2 separate regions of the Mus musculus genome follow, and region 1 is linked to region 2. A link is a contact called in ENCODE Hi-C or POLR2A ChIA-PET data. All regions are on one chromosome and are shown on one strand. Each heading gives the region's core, a stretch centred on a gene start or an enhancer-like site at or near the end of the contact. The rest is flanking DNA. Distances are from core to core; before and after follow the strand shown.

The links. A loop is a pair of places that touch in the nucleus more often than their neighbours do. ChIA-PET counts read pairs that join two places held with the same protein, here RNA polymerase II (POLR2A).
Region 1: a map of heart shows a loop between it and region 2 (8-fold over the local background). The contact joins the enhancer-like site here to the promoter of Mier3 in region 2. A Hi-C loop is called at or near these places in 11 of 37 maps with a recorded cell type or tissue (gastrocnemius, heart, left cerebral cortex and 1 more). POLR2A ChIA-PET finds 5 or more read pairs at or near these places in 3 of 5 experiments (Patski and embryonic stem cell).

What each region holds. Positions count from the first base shown.
Region 1 is chr13:111,723,323-111,727,785 of GRCm38, forward strand. It overlaps the pseudogene Gm15488. Among named protein-coding and RNA genes, the nearest start is that of Mier3, 39 kb to the left of the region's middle. Within about 2 kb of position 2,140, at least 3 of the 3 ENCODE cell types and tissues checked have a DNase peak (open chromatin) inside an H3K27ac peak, as active enhancers do; they include gastrocnemius, heart and left cerebral cortex, where a contact is called at or near this core.
Region 2 is chr13:111,684,040-111,688,945 of GRCm38, forward strand. It overlaps Mier3 (MIER family member 3), which reads left to right and starts at 2,139. Exons shown (of 13, transcript NM_172593.3): 1 at 2,139-2,315; 2 at 3,789-3,813. The coding sequence starts at 2,307.

The DNA of each region.
Region 1 (4,463 bases), core at 890-3,389, 39 kb after region 2:
ACGCCCGCCTGAATGTCATGTTTTTGAAAGACTTGTTCCTAACAGATGATGAAGCACAGAACCAGCAGACCATAGAGAAGGCAGAATCTAAATTTTAATGATAATATGAACAACATTCTTTAGACTCAGTTTTACAAAGTTATATACACATATATATCCACACGCATATATTTATTTAGTCTAATTTGATATCCCTTGGATATTATTTTAAAAGTGTATTTTGCTAATGACTAGTATAGAAGATTTATGTGAGAACAAATGAATCTGACCTTCATGCTGTTTTTTTCTATAACTGGTAAAGGAGAAAATGAATATATATTGGGAAAGTCTCATGACCAAAAAATGCATTTATTGGGATGGAGAGATGGCTCAGCAGTTAAGAGCACTGGCTGCTCTTCCAAAGGTTCTGAGTTCAAATCCTAGCAACTACATGGTAGCTCACAACCATCTGTAATGAGATCTGATGCTCTCTTCTGCGGTGTCTGAAGTCAGGTACAGTGTACTTACATATAAATGCAATTATTCCATCACACATTATAGCATACTTTAACAGACAATGTAATTTATAAGGTTAATTATGAAATTAAAAGTCTGAAAACTTGGGTTTCAAATTCAAATCTTTATTTACTCTGACTACAGAGCTAGACCAGCAATCTTTGGCAATACTAACAGCTTTTTACCAGGATACATAGATTCTGTTTCTTGGGTATCAATCCTTCAGTGACAAGACAAATCTTCCTGTAGACACCTAAACCCAAGGTCATACAACGAATGTCTTCTGGTTTAAAGCCATTTGGTTGTTGATAGCCATTTTCAAACAGTCTCACCTTTTGATGCTGGACTCTCAGAAGGTGTTGATTTTTTGACTCAACTGGTTCTGGAAGCACAAGAAATTTGATGGCTTACTATGGTCGTTTAAAAATAGAGCCTGGGGAACCTTTGGTAACGTTCCTAGAACAACGTCACCTGTAATAATTTTATCTTTGGGTCTTTTGCAATGTGTTGAAGAATCTGAAAGTTTCTGTTTCCTACGCAGCAATCGACTAAAGTTCTGGATGATTCCTGGGTTATTGCCCTTAATGAACTAAGCTATGCTAAACTGAGACCCTAGAAGAAGCAATTCTTTGGGAGAGGTCAATGTTCTCTAACCCGCAACCATGAGCATCCAAGTAGCCAGTCATCAACATGCGTTTTGTTTTGTTTTGTTTTTGCAAAGAAACTTGGGCATGGAAATGCTAGGGAACGTGCCCGAGGTACTAAAGCTGTAAACGGAAAGATCAGAAGCAGACACGTAGCTCAGCTTTCCCTCGAACCATTCAATAGCTACTTGAATGTTTTCAAATAAGAATCTTCGTAAACACTTTTTCCCATAGGCGTGTCCTTTTCAAAGGCAAACTTAAGCCAAATTCACATCCCTTGTCATATAGTCTCTCCCGGGAGTGGTAATTTCTTCTTTGACTATATCACTCTTACTTCCAGAACTATTTTTTTTTTTTAACAAACTGTTGTTTCTGAACAAAAAGGAAGAAACTTTCTCTTGATATTTCTAAGGTAACGCCACACCCGAATTCACGTCTCCGTAGTGTGAAGCTTCGGGAAGGCGCTTGTGTCTGTCTCACTTTCAGCCGAGTCTTCCGCTGCATAGACTGCAGATCAGCAGCACGCTCACAAACGCCAGCCGTCACAGCCCACGGCGACCCACCCCGAGCAATCCATGGTTTTCTGCTCTTTTCTACGCGTTAATGAGACTAAGCCTTGACTTTTCCGAGGAAGTTCAAACTCCTAGGTCCCGGTTGAGGAAAGGCCACACCCCCACTTTGTAAGTTTCTATTTGCTCCTTTGCAGCATCCTTGTAAGGGCGGAGTTACTAAAGGAAAAAAGCGCGCGCGCGTGAGACCCAGCAGCGCGGCGCACACTGGGAAAGGGGACACAGGTCCCGCCCCCGTAAGGTGGGCATCTGCGTTACCGAATAGCCCCAACCCCCTCGGCGACCCTCAGCCTCAGGGCTCCGCCTACTTTGGGCTCCACCCACTTCAGGTTCCTTTCGCCTTAAACCTCGGGTTGTCCCAGGCTCCACCCACCTCAGGCTCCTCCTCTTAGGCCCGCCCACCGCAGAACTTTGGAAGCCCCCAGGCTCCACCCACCTCAGGCTCGGCCCCCCCCAAGGCTTGCTCGAGTCAGCCCAGGGCATCCCGGGGCTTCAAGTACTTCAGGCTCCGCCTCCGCGGCCCGCCCGCCTCAGCCCATTGGCTGGGCGTAACAGCTTTGGCAGCAGCGAGGGCTGCGTGACGTCGTGAGGTCCTGCCATTCCGTCCTCTCACTTCGGGTTGTAGGTGAGGCTTCTCACATTCTGGGGGGGACGAAGCGGCGCCATCGCCCCCACACACCCTGCAGGCTGCTCTGTGGTGCAGCGAGGAGGAAGGCGTGGAAGAGGCGCGTCGAATCCTCGCCCCGCTCAGTTAAGGGAGGAGCCGGGCTGCGCTGTCCCGCCCTCCGGGCCTCCGCCCAGGGTGTCCCACACCGCAAGGCTCCTGCAGCCCGGGCGCGCAGAGCTGGAGCAGCCTGCTCTCGCTGTGCGTTTGCGCTCTCATGGGTACAACGATCTTGGTTGTGCGCGAAGAGTCACTGGACTTCATGGCATCCTGGCCTCTAGGAACGCTCCCTGGGCGTGGGCCGCCTGGTTTCTTTCCCAGGGTTGTGCCTGCTGCTTGTAACGTCTGTCCTCAGCCTCTGCTTAGTCCCTACTCTCATGGGCTCCACTCAGCTGAACTCTTCTCGGCCAATTTCCAGCCTTAGCCTGGACCTCAGGCGCTTCTAAGAGCGAGCGAACCCATTCAAAGAGGCACACACACACTGATTTAGTTTATGCGTATTAGTGATTTACCTGCATGTATATATGTGCACCTTGTGGGTATCTGGTGTCCACGGTGTCCGCTGGAACCGGATAAATGGTTGTGAGCGACCATGTGGATGTTGGGAACAGAATCCCAAGGTAGCTGCATGAGTGTTCTTAACTAAAGTGATTTGTGAATATATAGACATAAGAACAAAATGCCCTGTTTGCACTTCATTCTCCTAAACAGCCGAAGGCAAGATTACCAGACAAAATGCTTTCTTAAGGAGCTTTTTAAGGTATAGTATATGATATTTCATAGTGGTGTATGATAAACCGCACACACTTAAAGTGAACAATTTGATAAATCTTTTGTCTATACACTAATCAAAATTAAGATTGTAAATGTATCCATCACTTTCAAAATCCTGTTAGAACCTTTCTTTAACCATTCTCATGTATTCTTTCATTCCCAGTCCCCAAGTGACCATTAAGCTTTCTGTCATTGGATTAATATGATCATGTTATATTATCCTTTATATTACTGGGTTCTTTTGGTAAGATATTTAAAGAAAATTTGCATATGCATTATGAGAGATATGGGTCTATAATCTTGTGTTTGATGTTATTTTATCCAGTTTTGGATAAATACTAGCCTCATGGAAGGTGGGAAGCCATTTCTCCATGGATGGTATTTGAAAGAACTTTAATAACTCACTCAATGCACAGGGCCAGCACCCATGTGTATCAATAGGTCGGGTGTCCACACGACAGATTCTGGAACTTTGGTTTCTTTTTAAAAGAAAAAAAAAACACGCACACAGAAATATTATAAGAATGTGTTTTGGAGGCTGGAGAGATGGCTCAGCAGTTAAAAGCACTGACTGCTTTTCCAGAGACCGTGAGTTCAACTCCCAGCAACCACATGGTGGCTTATAATCATCTGTAATGGGGATCCGATGCCCTCTTCTGGTATGTCTGAAGACAGTGAAAGTGTACTCACATACATGAAATAAAAAAATAATAAATCTAAAAACAACAACCCAAAAAGAATGTGTTTTTGTTTTAATTCCAGGCTTGCTTTGACCTGTCAGAATCAGCTGATCATGATTTGCCTCATGCTCTAGCAAAAGCCTGGTTTTGCCAGCTGCAGATAGTTTCTGCGATTGTGTGACATTTGGAATTCTGGGAACTTTTCTGAGGGTATATAAATGTGAGGGCCTTGTGGTGGTTTGAATATGCACAATTAGGAAGTATGACCTTGTTGGAGGAACTGTGACACAAAGTGGGTTTTGAGACCTTCTTTTAGCCACTTGGAAGACAATCTGCTCCTGACTTTCTTTGGATGAAGATGAACTCTCAGCTCCTTCTGCACCATGCCTGGCTGGAAGCTGCCATGCTCCAAATTGATGATAATGGACAGAGCCTCTGAACCTGTAAGCCATCCTCAATTAAGTGTTGTCTTTTATAAGAGTTGTCTTGGTCATGGTGTCTGTTTATAACAATAAACCCTAAGACAGGCCCCCAAGAGGCATGGTGTGTAGTCATTGGTCATTTAGAGAGGTTGGTTACAGTTTGTTAGTAGATATGGTCAAAGAAGAAATAATAGAAAAGAGATTAGATTCCAGGA
Region 2 (4,906 bases), core at 889-3,388:
AGTTCTCCTTAAAGAAGTTAGGGGTGAACAGTTTCTCTGGTATTGAAGAGGTGAACGTGTTTATAAAGAGGGCTCCATTTTAACAACCCTAAAGTTCAGGCATCCCTGGCAGCAAAGGCCTCCACCGTTCTAGGCCATGCTGAGACAAAGCAGCTGCAGCCTACACCAGCTTGGTGCAGGCTGTGATAAAGGAGACCGGCTGGAGCTCTGCCCAAACTGTGGATGGAAAAGCACCTCTTGCTACTGGAGAGTATGATAATGACTTTCCAGACTCGTGGAGAGTTTGATGAGGTTTCTAAGAACCAGGCAAACAGACACTTGCAGAAGTTGCAGCTGCTGCTATTTCTATCATGACTGCTTTCTGAAATTTTGTTATTTTGCTCATGGATTTGATAAAATTGAGACCTCTAATATTTAAGCCCAGGCTCCCTGGTTACCTTTTCAAGTTTTGCTTATATACAATACAATTCGTCAAAGCTGTCAAAATGTCAAGAGAACCTGAAGAAACCTTACTACTCTGTTCATGGAGAACTGCAAGGCCATATATTTCTCAGAATTGGCCAGGAGAATCTAAGGCCACACTTGTGAGGATGTGATAAATTTGTAGGATGAAACTTTTTTTTTTTTATGATGTAAATAAGGGGCAGGCTGTTGGCTACCTGGCTGGAGCCGAGCTGCTGAGCAGTGCTTTCTGGCTTTATCAGAGGGTGTGGGTGCGCACTGCCCCTCACTAACCCTGGTCACTCTGCTCCATTTCAAGCCACAGGGTTTTTTGTTTTGTTTTGTTTTTTAACTTTTACAACTTTGAACGCCTCGTTGAAGATGGTAGGGACAACATGTGCCAAGCCTGTTTTTGAGTTATTTGATTGGACAAAAGTTTGTGATATCATTCACAGTAGGGGAAGTGTAATTTTCCATGTCTTTTGGATGTTTTGAAGTTGAGTGACTTTTTTCTTCTGTAAAATTTCCACGAATAAATAACTTTTACCCGTGTTTTTAGGTTGATTTTTTTTTTTTTTTTGCCTTGGTAATCCTCTTTAAAAGTAACCGTTGCTTCTTCCCATAACCCATCTCCATCCTCATCCAGTGAGGGAATTGGAGACCCTAGGCTCAAACCTGAACAGTGTAATTAAGGTTTAAAGTTATGAAAAGTTTTAGCATCTTAAAAATGCTTAAATTTATGAAGCTACAGTGCAAACCTCATTTTGCCATTAATATTTATTACAAGCTCCTGGCAGGCATCTGGGAGGAGAGCTCTGGTCTTCACGGACACTCTAAGCCCCTGTAAGGTCTTAGCACACCTTCCTGTTTGTATATTATCTTCTCATGGATCTGTTTTCATACACAGGATTATTTCTTGAAGCCTATGCAGAAACAGATACATCTGCTAAGTCTCTCTCTCTCTTCCATGTATCCACTTATCCAGGAGACCACATTTATTGTATGTATAATCTCAAACAATGTTGTTTTTATTTACCCCCGAGGTAGGTGTGAGAGGCAGTTTTTGCAATTTGGTTCAGGGTCTTTGACACTCTGCTTTTTAAAAGGTTTATCAAGTGTATATCTTCGGGTCATCTTCTAGACTATTTGTGATTAATAACTCCTAGAACTGGTCTTTAAAAAAAAAAAAGTGTACAGGCTATGAATGTCGCGCAAGCACGCTCATCATGTCTGGCTCCGTCTGTCAGTCTTTCTGCCTTCTGAATTGCCATCATCTTCCAGAGCCTGTCTGGCAAATGTCTACTTCCACAGTTCACTCCAAGCCACTGAACGCCGATGCGCATTCCATTCCTGCAGGTGCCTAGCCGTCCTGCTTCCTGTCCGGGTCTCTCTCCTCTTTTGCCCATCAGCGGCTCGCTCACTTGCCATCGCGTACTCTTCTCACTTCGGGAAAGTCCGTCGAGTCCTCCTCCGAGTCTCCCGCCACCCTCCTTCCTCCCCCGCCCCGGGCTCGCCCTCCCTCCCTCCCTCCCTCCCTCCGGCCCCCCCACCGCACCCACCGGCCGGTCCCCGCGCTCGCCCGCAGTTCAGCTGGAACTTTACTCCAGCCGGGGCAGAGCGCCGTGGGCGCGCGGGGCGGGCGCGTGCAGGAGCGGCGGCCGCGGGAGCGCCGGACGGCGTGGGTGTGCGAGCGGGCCGGGGGCGTCGCGGGCCGGCCTGCCCTATAAGGGGCCGAGCCGCCTCTGCCTCCGGGCGGGTGCCTGGCGGGCCGCGGCGGCGGCAGCGGCGGCGGCGGCTGCGATTGGCTCAGGCGCCCCATCCGGGGACTGGGCTCGGCGCTGCTCGTTCGCCCTAAAGGTACCAATATGGCGGAGGTGAGCGGAGAAACCGGGCAGCGGCGGCCGTGCTGGAGCGGGAGCCGGGCGGCCCTCCGAAGCCCCGCAGCCGGCCCGAGAGCCACGGCTCCTCCCGCGGGTCCTCGGAAGGCGGCGCGGCGGCGACGGGGGATGGGGGGCGCGGGGCGGCGGCGAGGCGCGGCGAGGCTGCCGGAGGGGCGGGAGCGGGCGCGGGAGCGGTCTCCCTTCGGGACTAGGCCGCGGCGGCTCCGACCCCGGCCGGGCCGGGCGGCGGGGCCGGGCGGCGGAGGGCGGCGGCGGCGAGCCTCGGGCCGGGGTAGCCTCCGGGCCGTGGCCGGGGCGGCTGACGCGGGCCGCCGTTCGCTCGGCGCCTCCTCCCGGGATCGGGGTGGGTGGAGAGCGGCCGATCCTCGGTCGGCGGCTGGAATGCAGCGCGGAGAGCGGGCTGCGCCACTGCCCCGCCGGAGTGAGCCGACCCGGCCCTCGGCAATCCGGCCGCCCGCCGCCTCTCCTGACCGGGGGCTCCGAGGCCAGCGGGAGCGGAGCGGGACTCTCTACCCCGAAGCCTGCGAGGTGCGGCGTCCCCGGGCGCAGAGACCGACCCACACCTCGACGCCCTCGCCCGCCGAGCGGCCCGAGAGTCTCTTTACCCCGGGCCGGACTTGGGGGGGGGGGCACCGGGCGACCCGGGCTGCCGGGCACCGGGCTCCCCTGGGACGGGCAAGCTGGGGGAGGGGGCGGCGTGATGGGAGCACCGGGGCTGGGCAGGAGCGAGCTGTGTGTGCTAGGGCCGAGCTGGCGGGCCGGGGACCGACCGCTCCCCCGGGGGAGGACCCGGCTGGTCCCAGACTCAGTGGTCGCGGCTCCTCCGACCTCAGCGGCTGGTGGGTGGGGGTGGGGAGGTGGGGGCGGGAGGGTGCTCCCGCGTTGGGTTGGGGACCAGTGTCAGGGTCGAGCTGGCCTACGCTTGGGGCAGTCGACAAACCCTGGAGTTGGGGCGCCCGCGCACTCCAAGGGCAGGCTGTGTGTGTGTGTCTCAGAGGGTGAGACCCTCCTAGGGGACGGGGTTGCGTTTCGAGGAGTTGCTCTAGGGCCAGCGGAGAGCTGGGTGAGCTGCTGTAGTCGGGGGACTCGTGAGATGCCCGGGATGAAGGATTGATGCTGCGAGCCGGGTAAGCTCTGGCTTCGGCTTCCCGGCTTTGTAACTTGCCGAGCTCTAAACGGTGTCTCGGAGTTGCCCGTTTCAACTCCAGCCCTCGTCCGGAGTCTGCGAGTTTGTACACTGGGGACTTGGGGAGGAAGGCGAGGCAGCCAAGAGGGGGCCCGAAAGGGGCCGGGAGCGATTGGAGCGAAGCTACGTCTTGCACTTTTTGGCAGCTGCCTGGGAGCGCTCGGCTCCGCCCCCTCTGCGCCCTGTTGCCTGCGCTGCCTCCTTTTCCTTGCTACAGGATTCAACCTCACAGTTTTCTTTTCTCTCTCTCACTCTCCCAGGCTTCCTTTGGAAGTTCGAGCCCAGGTTTGTTCAATTTTCTTACCTCTTCCGGGGGTCGGGGGTCGGGGGGGTTGTCCCAGAGGGAGATAGGATTGGCTGGTAAAAGGATTCTCTGTACAACCACAGAAATGTACCCTGCTATATTTTTTCATCATTTGGATCTTAAAGAATTCCAATGTAGTTTTACGTTGTTAGAGAGGAGGGAATAGTTGTGCTCAGTGCACGGTGGAAAAAGTACCCCAGAAACCTTATTACAAAGTCTTTTATTCTCACATAACTTTTTTTATTGTTTGACTCTAAGCTGGAAATAATGAATCCCAAATCAACCTTCTACAAATTAACAGCTTGTTTTATTTTTATTTATTAAAAATAAATTGTCCTTTTAACTTGTCAGAACTTGGGGCAACTTGGATTATTAGCTTTTAACTCCATTTTTCTTTACTATGGCTCTCAAGTGTCTGTTATATTTAAACTGAAAATTGGGTTAGGTAAAGCTACCTTAATAATAAAGGAAAAAAGCAATGTGTGTCTTCCTGGTTTTGCACAGAGACGTATTAATATGGTTAGCTTACCTAGTACAGAAGCCAGAAAATATATTGAGGATCCAATAAAAGGAGTCCACGGAATCTGCGCGGGTGTGCCTACATGGGAGGGAGGTTGTAGTCTTTCTCTCTCTCTCCTTATCTGCTAAACTGTTTTAGGTTCTCAAACTTTCTCTAGCTGCCTTGTCCCACTTGTTCCAGAAAAGTGCCTCTGGAATTCTCCAACCCCTTTATTGTACTTGGAGGCAATTAGAATTGTTTTGCAAAGAGTCACCCAGCATAATGGAGTCTATGCTTAATTTTCCCCCTTTTTTGTATAGGGACTACCAAGGGCTAAGCAAGTTCTCTGCCATTATCCCCGGGCTCACTCCAGATGACCCCCGCCACACACACACACACACACACACACACACACACACACACACACACACACACACACACAGGGTTTCTCTGGTTTAGCTGTCCTGGAACTCACTCTGTAGACCAGGCTGCCCTCAAACTCAGAAATCCGCCTGCCTCCCGAGTGCTGGGATTAAAGGCGTGCGCCACCACGCCCGGCCTGCAGAATTTCTTTA